2 separate regions of the Homo sapiens genome follow, and region 1 is linked to region 2. A link is a loop called in an ENCODE intact Hi-C map of the cell type or tissue named here. Cell type or tissue: heart left ventricle. All regions are shown on one strand. Each heading gives the region's core, and the rest is flanking DNA. Links, peaks and the distances in the headings are about the cores only.

Evidence for each region. A loop is a pair of places that touch in the nucleus more often than their neighbours do. Peaks named below come from ENCODE experiments on the same cell type or tissue, not always from the same donor. Only the 100,000 strongest peaks of a DNase experiment are listed, where the experiment ranks them.
Region 1: it touches region 2 in a loop (1.8-fold over the local background); 13 of 110 quality-filtered maps call a loop at or near these places.

The regions. Positions count from the first base shown.
Region 1 is chr6:150,612,146-150,617,529 of GRCh38, reverse strand. The region is part of intron 1 of PLEKHG1 (pleckstrin homology and RhoGEF domain containing G1); the gene reads right to left. Among named protein-coding and RNA genes, the nearest start is that of PLEKHG1, 15 kb to the right of the region's middle. In heart left ventricle, for the core only: no CTCF peak of the experiment used is centred there; no DNase peak of the experiment used is centred there; H3K27ac peaks cover 386 bases.
Region 2 is chr6:150,665,717-150,671,100 of GRCh38, reverse strand. All of the region lies in intron 2 of PLEKHG1 (pleckstrin homology and RhoGEF domain containing G1), which reads right to left. Among named protein-coding and RNA genes, the nearest start is that of PLEKHG1, 69 kb to the right of the region's middle. In heart left ventricle, for the core only: a CTCF peak has its summit at 2,471; a DNase peak (open chromatin) is centred at 2,500; H3K27ac peaks cover 2,047 bases.

The DNA.
Region 1 (5,384 bases), core at 116-5,115, 53 kb after region 2:
AGTCTTCTTCTAAAAGCCTCCAGACTTTTGAGGTCATTAAAAACATTTAAAAGTACAAGTGGATTCTGCCACACTCGTAATTAACTGGTTAATTACTTCTCATCAATTTACTTTTAAATTTCACTAGGGCATCAAGTTTGATTTTGAAATTCCAATAGAAACAACAATTCCGTTGACTCAACTGGAGGATAAAAGCGCTGTCTTAGCAAAAACTTTTTAAAAAGGAAGTCTCTTAATTCTTCTCTGGGCCACCATGAAAACAAGTGTGATTAAAGTGATTGTTATTCTTCAAACTCAGTGAAGCATAATGGATTCTATAATCTTCACCAGAAGCATACCACCAAATGAGTGTTTTTTTAACTTAACAAACCCTCCAAACTCAGGATACCCTGTTACAAAGGATTTCCTGTAATTCTCTGGGAATATGCAATGCAAGAAAATTCACAGAATTTAAATATCTGAAAATATACAACTTACATTAATTGCACTTCTTCAAATTCTTAATGTTGGTAAAAATCATTATATTCCAAGTTCTTGATTTTCTTTTTAATCTTCTTGATATTTAAATCACATCTCCCTCAATTGAGGTCATAATTCTAGAACTTCAACATTTACCAGTGATTTTTATAGATTGAGAATACTGCAACCTCAATCATTTCTTTAACAAATTCAGTCTTTCAAACAGGAGTCTGATTAGTACACCTCTTTGTGAGATGAACGTGTTCTTACAAGACAGTAAGCTGAAGCAGGCAAGTAGTGCATATTACTTTTCAGGGTTTCCTGATGTCACCATGAAAGATTGATAACCCAAGAAGACTCACATCTTTAGACGTTTCCTCTCCAGAAGAGAATGCTTCTGAATTTTTCAGTAAACAACCCTTGCCAAATGAAATCTTCATTGGAAATGCCTAGTTGTTAATTAAATACTAGCTCTAGTATTTATTTGTACTTAAGTGGGGCATCCCACCAAAAGTTGAACATTTTAAATATGGCTTTTTTTCTCTAGAGAAGACACCTCAATAGTTGATCAAGTACTTTAATAGCCAACATGAGCCCCAGCTTTGCAAGGCACATGAGCAGTACAGTTCAGCAATGCTGGCCAAAGGCATCCTTGCCTCCCTCCCAACTGCCACATCTTCTAATGGTACCTTCCTTTTCTCTTCCCAAGTGAGTGGTCTGCCAGCTACTCTTTCCTTCTACAACAATACCATCCTCAATTTTAACTAGGTATGTAGCTGCCTATAACAAAGATGGCATGTCTCAGGGCAATAAGATAAGAGAACTTGGTCTCTAATTGCAGAGAGCCACCTACACTAGCCTTGGAGTGACTAAGATCTGTGGGGCAAAAAAGTGAATTTCTCTTCTCAACCACTGTTTGTTTTTTTTCTCACTTGCAGTCCTAGCTCATAACACCAAGCATACTATGAGCTTCAGATCTGGGGCCAGTCTGTTGGGCACTGATCCCAACACTGCCATTGATTAGCTGGGTGTCTTTGGACAAGTTACCTCATCTTTTGCTTGCCTCAGTTTCCTCATCTGTGAAGTGGAAATAACTGCATATATTCAAAGTTCTTGTGAGCATGAAATTAGTAAACATATGACAAGCCTCTGGAACATCACCTGGACTAGTGAGTGCTCAGTCATCACCTGGACTAGTGGTGATAAGCTATCATCACCACTGTACCAATCAATCCAGCATCTGCTACTTCTTGGTACAACAGAAAACTGCAAGGCAGGAGGCCAATGGGAACCATAGGTAAAGCTTCCTAACCACCTCCTCCCCTCTCCATTGCCCTCGTTGTCCTCATATCCGGTCTGCTTATTCCTCGGTAGAATTTCCATTCTACTCTTTCTAGTAGACTCGGCCACTGAAATCCCTCCTCAGTCTGATTCTTCTCACAGGAAATTCTAGCCTATGTGATTTTATATCTGTATAGTATTTTCTGTTATGAGAATTTAAATCAATATATAAGATTTATATTCGGGAGATTTAGAAAGATGAAGGGGCTGCAATGCAGGAAAATGAGAAATAAACCAGGTGCCAGCTTTTGGAGGAGTAAAGAAGGCCAAGGGAGAGTTAACAGAGAACTCTGGCTTTGGGGTGCATTTGAGGGTAGGGCCACAGACATATCAGAGAAGAAAGCTCAATGGTGTACATTCCAGTAGAAAGTTATCAGAGTTGGTCTAATGCTTTGAATCCCTCTGTGCTATGGAGGGGGACTGAGCTCTGCTGAGGTTATAGGTTATCCAGAGCTTTATTCATCTCAAATACCGGATAATCTGCCTCAGACCAAGGTGTGGTCCTGGAAGTACAGAGCAACTTCTTCAAACCATGAAGTCGCAAAGGCATTTCTAAGCATCAGATGAATGCCAGAGAGGAAAAACAAACCTTCTATCTAAACTGATTTAGAGAAATGATTTGCCAATGTGTTACTGATGACTACTTGTGACCTTGAAATTTTATTAAGGAGCCCAATGTGCCTGACAACAATTTCACCTGGATATGAATCTAAAGGGTAATTCGGTCATTCATTCGGAGGTTTTTAGGAATACAGCTCTAATTTCAGAGAGGTGATACAATCCTCCAGACCTACAGGATAGCATAAAATCTGATTTTCATGTGACTAATTTTCCCTAGTGTTTACTCAAAAGAGAATATATAAGTGTTTCTTTAAGTCTCCTCAATAGCAGTAAAAACTATCCAGTAAAAACTCTCAGAAGGGTGGTGCACTGACCAGAAGTAAGACTGTAACACAACTTTTCCACTCCGCAGGAGACCACAGCAAAAATGAAGAATGCCGCAGAGTCAACCCTAAAGAGCGAATGAGAGAGAGGGAGGGAGAGTGAGGGAGAGCCAGGAGTGTGGACGGAGGGTCTGGGAGGCCTGGGGAGATGACACTGTTGAGGACCAACTTCTGCTTGGTAGCCCTTTGACCCAATCAACTGTCAGGGGCCTTCCCCTCTGTCTTGGGAACTCTTGATTTGGTTGCCAACAACAGTGGCTTGATGACAGTGGAAAGACCACCACTGTCCATAAAACAGCTGCTAACGGCCAAGCACTGTGTAACACTTTCTCCATTATTATTACATGTTCATCATGATCCTGTACAGTAGTTATAATTATCTCCCATTTTATGCATGAAGAACTAGCTAGAAAATAGTACGGTTCCTAGTCAAAAGAGTCCATCCAACTCTGTGAGTGTGAACTACGTGACCTTCATTGCCTGTTCAAGAAGGGGAGGAGAGGTGGGATTTCAGACCCTTCTGAGGCAATAGAGTCAGGTTCAAAGATAGCCTAGGCCAAGTTAGAGCTCTAAAGGTGTTAGCTCTACAGCACTCATAAACATTAGAGCTATCGTACGTCTCTGCCACATTGTGAGTCAAGTAGGTTTTCTTTTATGAGCTCAAGATCACAATCAGCATTTATAATATTTTTTGTGGTGCTGACTTCCAAAAATAACTTTCCAAATACAACCCATTCATTCATCCATTTAAATACTGCAGTGCCTATTATACATTTCAGGTGTGGTAGTGAACAAAATAGACCAAAACCCTCTGCTTAACAGGGAAATCTGACTAACTTATTTTTATTAGAGGTGTTAATTGTGTGGTAGTTATAAAGAAGATTTCTCAGTTGGATAAACGAGAAAAAACGCAGACCTAGATAAACCAGTGGCCTGATGTTTTCGGGTGTCTGCCATTCGTGAGATGCTGTTTGGTGCTGGAGGATACTAGAGGGGAATAAGGCACAGTAAGAAGGAGTAACCTGAATGGAGTGGAGGGAAGATTCGGGGAGAGCGATGAGTAAGGCTTTCTGGGTAGGACAGTGCTGGAGAGCGGACTCTGAGGCCAAGAAGCCAGGCGGCCCTCCTATGGAAGCCTCTTCAGAAGCCAGGAGGGTATGGGCAAGGATGGAGGAAGAAAGTGGATGTTTTCTACTGCTTCCCCTCGCACCCACAGCACTTAGGCTGCTGCTCTCTGTTCTAGAACTTGGTATCACAGAATCAGACAATCAGAACGTACTCAGAGGCATGAGAGGGCAATTGCCAAAGTGATGTTTATTTAGTCAACAAGTGTTTCAGCATTTCTCTGCACTGGGCACTCTTTTAAGGCACTGGAAATATCATAGCCACACAAAGTCTCTGTTTTCACTAAGCAGATGTATCCTAGGTTAGGTGTTGATACATGCTATACATAAAAATGAGTGGGGTAAGAAGGATCTGACTTGCAAGGTGCAGGCGTTTGCATGTTATAAAGTATGGTCAGTAGGACTTCTTTGATAAGGGGACACCTGGGCAGGGAACTGAAAGAAGTGAGACAGCAAGACTCTGATATCTGGGAAAGAACATTCCAGGTAGAGGTAATAAGAACACTCTGATGCTGGGGCTTGTTTGGAGTACTCAGGAACCACAGAGAGGCCAGTGGGCTGATGCAGAGTGAGTATCAGGAGAGGAGCAGGAGATGAGATCAGAAAGAGCAAGACAGCAGAGCAGGGGCCAGACTAGGGAGGGTCTCACAGGCTACCCCATGGACTTGCTTCTGACTCTGAGATGAGAAACTAGTAGAGTGGATTGAGCTAACCGACATATGAAACGATTGCTCTGGCTGGTAGAAGGCGAGGTCTAAGCAAGGAGACCAGTTAGGAGCCTACTGCAATAACCAGGAAAAGACAGTGGACTGGACCAAGAGGGAGCATGGATCAAGGACCATGAGAAGTTATATAAATCTGGATGCTGGAGGTAAAGCCTATGAGGTTTTCTATGGATTGGACCTGAGGTATGAGAAACAAATGTGACCAGGGAAGCCCTAAAGGGACTTTGATATCTGCCTTAAATTGCACCCTCACCCTTCCCTTTGGGTTGAACCGTTAGAAGAAGTCTTCATTAAAACACATTCAGGCTGGGCGTGGTGGCTCAAACCTGTAATCCCAACACTTTGGGAAGTTGAGGCGGGTGAATCACCTGAGGTCAGGAGTTTGAGACCAGCCTGGACAACATGGCAAAACCCCGTCTCTACTAAAAACACAAAAATTAGCCAAGTGTGATGGCAGGCGCCTGTAATCCCAGCTATTCGGGAGGCTGAGGCAGGAGAATTGCCGGAATCCGGGAGGCAGAGGTTACAAGGAACCGAGATCATGCCACTGCACTCCAGCCTGGGCAACAGAGAGAGAGACTCTGTCTCAAAAACAAAACAAAACAAACAAACAAAACCCCACAAAAAAACACACATTCAATGTCAGGTTCGTGTTCTAGTTATTAATATATCAATCAACACTGGCTTCGCAGTTCTTCCAAAAGTCTAGGCAAGAGATAAGAGTCTAAAAGGCTGGGAAGGGGACTTGAATAAGTGAACATAGATTGAGAACTATTCAAGCAGTTATTGCT
Region 2 (5,384 bases), core at 324-5,323:
ATATATATATATGATGGAATACTATGTAACCATAAAAAGGAGTGAATTAACAGCATTTGCAGTGACCTGGATGAGATTGGAGACTATTATTCTAAGTGATGTAACCCAGGAATGGAAAACCAAACATTGTATGTTCTCACTGGTATGTGGGAACTCAGCTATGAGGACGCAAAGGCATAAGAATGATACAATGGACTTTGGAGACTTGGGGGAAAGAATGGGAGGGGGGGGCAAGGGATAAAAGCCTATAAATATGGTGCAGTATATTCATGGGTGATGGGTACCACTAAAGAACTTACTCATATAACAACAACAACAATAATAAAATAACACAGAAAAAGAAGCAACATAAGCGTTAACATTATGTCATTTCCCTCAGCCAAATGGACTATGTGGGGTCAACAACCAACAGACCCTTTAGCTATCTATGTATGCTCATGTGGCCCAGGGTTTCCCCACTCTTCCCAGGATAAATAGGGAACTCCAAAGTTTTGCTGAATGAGCACAAGAATGCAAAAGCATTTTTTATTACCCTTAGTTCTAGGACTGACATGTTGGTACAACTCCAGGGGGCGCCCATGCTCAGATTTGTGACTGGTACTGGTAGCGCATGCTGCGGCTGTGTAGCGTAGGTGGCTGCCCTGCTCAGGGCTTCGATGTTGTCCTTCTGGGTTAGCCTTCCATCTCTGTGCCTTGTTCTTAGGTTTACTCTTTATTACAAACGCAACGTTTATCTTATACATGGCTTTAAAAATATGAACAAATATGAACAAAATAGAACATATTCCTTATAAAGTCAATGAAATAAAGGTCAGTGGAAGGCTATGAAAAGAAAAACCTGTGTAAGTTGATTTTTTATTAGAAAAAAACCCACAATGTTACTGATTTTTGAAAATTGATTCCTCATTGTTTATTTACTTTGAAAACATAAACATATGTGAAAATACTGTATAATCAATATTTTTCTTCTATCAAAATCCATGGGGCTTATGAAGAAAAATAAACAATTATCTCATTGAGGACCAAGGGTAAAAATTAATAAAGCCACTGTTTTCTTTAAACACAAAAATCCCTTAGTTATCCCAGGAATGGTTTGAAAAGGAAATTAGAAATACATTTTAGGATCAAAATCTGGGTTATGGCAATGTCCACATGAAGAGCATTTTTGGTAAGGACCTGATTGAAGTTTAAGAAATCATTCTTGGCCAGGCATGGTGGCTCACGCCTGTAATCCCAGCACTGTGGGAGGCCGAGGTGGGTGGATCGCCTGAGGTCAGGAGTTCGAGACCAGTCTGGCCAACATAGTGAAACCCTGTCTCTACTAAAAATACAAAAAATTAGCTGGGCGTGGTGGCAGGCGCCTGTAATCCCAGCTACTCGGGAGGCTGAGGCAGGAGAAACGTTTGAACCTGGGAGGTGGAGGTTGCAGTGAGGCATGATCGCGCAACTGCACTCCAGCCTGGGCAACAAGAGCAAAACTCCCATCTCAAAAAAAAAAAAAAAAAAAGAATAATTCTTTACACAGCATAGGATGATGCCGAAAGGACTAAATACACAGTTCCAGTAACTTTGACATCGAGTAAGGTATTAAAAGTAATTTAGGCAAAAATTTAACCCCAAAGAACGTCGCGTTATTTTATCCATTAGCTAAAGGGTTAATTCTCCCCACAGACTGAAGCCTTATGGGTTCAAGCTGATGCAATTATAAGGGAGTTAGACATCAAACTAGGTCAGAGAATGACCTCGGTAGGCAATCAAAAACCATCTCAGAAGCCTCTTCAACCCCCCATCTATCCAGGCAAAAGTCATCTTTTCTCCTCACTCCTACTCATTCTGTACAGCAAAAACACATCCCAGCTATCTACAGTGATGTGTCTTCAAGGCTTTCTCCCCTCTCTATTTGAGGGCTAGATCTAAGTCAGGAGCCTCCTTTTGTCTTTCCTGAACCCACAGTGGGGCTGTGCAAATGTTTGAGTTAAAAAATGAACATCAGTGTTTACAGGGATCTTATTTTAGGCTTTCCTCAGAACTAAGTAGGGGAGAAACAAAGAAAAGCCTGCAAAAAAAGGCCCTAGTTAAACTGTTTAAAAATAAATCCAGATTAACAATGGCATGGAGTCATCACTGCAATAAAATGCAAAGATGACGGCCAGATACTTGAGCTACATTGCTCACAATAATTCAGCTGCCATTTTATTTATATTTAAGGTCAAATAAGACAAATCTTGTTTTGTATTACTTTGTACAAAGCAGGGGGACTAGAGAGAATTTTACATTTCATATCATCAGAAGACTAAAATATTTTTCCAGAAACAAATCAAAATTTAAATAAGTGAAACATGAAATTTTTAACCTTTACCATACTCTGCCCTACAAATAATCAACTTATTTTCAGTGATTACACATAAAGCATTCCGGTTTTAAAGTCCTTTGTGCTAGAGTTTCAGGTCCGGCCTGATTAGGAACACTGCGCCCAGCTGAGTGGAATGTGGAACTCCTACTTGGTCATCGGCCAGCAAGACTCCATGGCAACCACTATGTTTCGACAGATCAAAGGAGAGTTGAGCACTCAGGAATTGTCTCAGACTACCCAATAATAGACACTACATTTAATATGAGTACACTTTCTCAAATGGACCATTAAATTTTATTGTAGAAGAACTCAAAATATCATGTACAAAAATTCCAGAAACTTACAAAGGGAACTGTTGGCTCTCCAAGAAAACCATCATTCCTTTTTTTGGAACTGGACTACAGGGAGTTGAAAAATCTTTGAGGGAGCCATAAAGAATCCAATCACTTTTTACTTTGTTTAGATGGTGTTCTAGCTGTTGAAGGCTCCCATGATAATTTTGTGTTCTGTTTTTAGCAGAAGTTACAGGTAGGGCAGCCAATGCTTTATGTCTGCTTTTGGCAAGCACAAGCAACAGTGAGTTTCTCACTTCAGGCTATGTGTGGGCACATGAAACCTTCACTAATTCAAAGAAAGCTTTCACAGCCAACAGCAACCAGTTTAGAAAAACAGCAATGAGACTTTCGGCATCAATCTTCACTTTCATATTCCTGGAAAGACCTATTGCACGTATTTTAGCCGCCCTTGTATACAAGATAATCTTCAAACCTTCTGCTCTGAATTCTTTTTTATACACACATCTTACAAAAAGACAAGAGGCCTTGAACATTTTAATACCTGCTGATGGGCTGGAAAAGCTTTTAAAGGAATAAGTAGCACTCTACCACAAGAAGACAGTATTTTTACTTGTGACTGCTGATGGATTCACTATCCCTTGTAGTTCTAAAGGAGAGTCACCTCTACTTTTCACAGTTTCATTTATTTGCAGACTTCTGAATTCAGCTTTTCTAAAAGTTCTCTAGCAGCATAGAGGGTGTGTGAGGAAAACCGGGTAATATTATTTCCTAGGCAATTTTAATGCAAATTCAATGCAGGAAAATATTCCTGCTTGAATTAATAAAACATTGTTTAGCCAAATCTGTTGCAAATAGGAAAAAGTAGACTGCTATAAATAAAAGTAATAAACCACAGGAGGCTGTCCTTGGATTCTGTACTTCAGACTACTATTTTCCAAGATACCTTATGATCCTAAATTGTAACAAACAGAAGTATGTTCTGCCTTGAACCCCATTTTAGTGTCATATTAAGACAACATAATGCTGTTTAGTACATATATGTTGAAAACACAAGACTTGGCTGAACAGATAATAGAAACAGCCTTTTCAGAGTCAATCCTTAGTCAAAGGCTAAGTATTCACAAAATCATATGTAGAAACTCTTTTTAAAAAAATTATGTCCGCAGCAATATAATATTTAAAAAGACTGGTGAGCAAACATTTTAGGGATGCTAAAAACTTGAAATATTAGTAGTTAGCTAACTAAAGGTGATGCAGACCCAACCCTAATATATGTTTAGACAGGCCCAGTTTTCATGCTATATGATTTAAATAGCTTGGCATCCCTAAGCATTGTACACACACACACAAACACACACACACCCCCTTTTGGAGAAAATTTAAAAATCTTATCAGGCTGGGCGCAGTGGCTCACGCCTGTAATCCCAGCACTTTGGGAGGCCGAGTTGGGTGGATCACGAGGTCAGGAGATCGAGACCATCCTGGCTAACGCGGTGAAACTCCATATACTAAAATATAAAAAAATTAGCCGGGTGTGGTGGTGGGCACCTGTAGTCCCAGCTACTTGGGAGGCTGAGGCAGGAGAATGGTGTGAACCCGGGAGGCGGAGATTGCAGTGAGCCGAGATTGCGCCACTGCACTCCAGCCTGGGCGACAGAGTGAGACTCCATCTCAAAAAAAAAAAAAAAATTATCAATGCAGCTGGTATGATGGCAACTGTATGAAGCTAGAAGGCAAGATATCTTGATTCCAGCTCAGTCTCTGACATGAACTTGCTGTGCACGTTTGATGGTATTGCCAGCTCTCTCCAGACTGCAATTTTCTCATCAATAACATGAGATACTTAGGAGTAGGTCTTTTCTGTGTCTGCAATGAACACCTAGGTACTGCAGAGGTGAGCAAAGGGAGTGGTAGAGACACTGGGCTCATTGGTTATCTGATCCTGCCCCAAGCAGAGAAGATGGAGCAAGCTGGCAAACAGACGCAAGTTAGCAATGAACGGACCAACACAGCCGAAGCAGAGGGAGTGTGGGATGGGGAAGTGACAGGAGCTGCAGCTGGTCAGACCATGGAAACCCTTGAGGGTGGGAGACAGTGTTATCCTGTGGCGAACTCAGTGTAATGAGAGGAAGGCCAAGTTTATGCTTGTTCCTAAACTCTCTTCCCTGGGCGCCATTCCAACCTGAATGCATCAGTTGACTTCAGACAACCACAACTCCATTGGATTGCAGAAAGTGGAACATCTGACCCTTTTAATACATTTTGTCCAGGAAGCTGCATTATATTTATAGAACTTGACTCTTTTCATCCAGAGTACTGCCAGGGTAGAGGAAGGACTCAGAAGAAACCACATATTTCTGTTGCTATGCTTTTGTTTTTTAACAGGAAATTGTTGTCTAAACGAGAGCATTTCCAACGTGGAAAGACATGAGGGGGACATCAGACCACCTACAGGATAACCATTACACAGGAGAGATGGAGGCAAGGCCCCACCCCATCATGGGCAGATGGCTCAGTGAGGCCAAGTTTATACATTATGGATTCCTTTAGCCTTAACTGTGCCTTCCCCTTATGACTGAGCTCCTGTGGGCTTCCCATGCTACCCCAACCAACTCCCCTGGTTGGCCAAATCATAGGGAATAAAGGGACAAATGCCAGAAGCAGCTGGGAATTTTACCACTGATTCTATAGTTGACAGAAACCAGAGCATTTCCCCAAGAACCTGTGCTGATGCA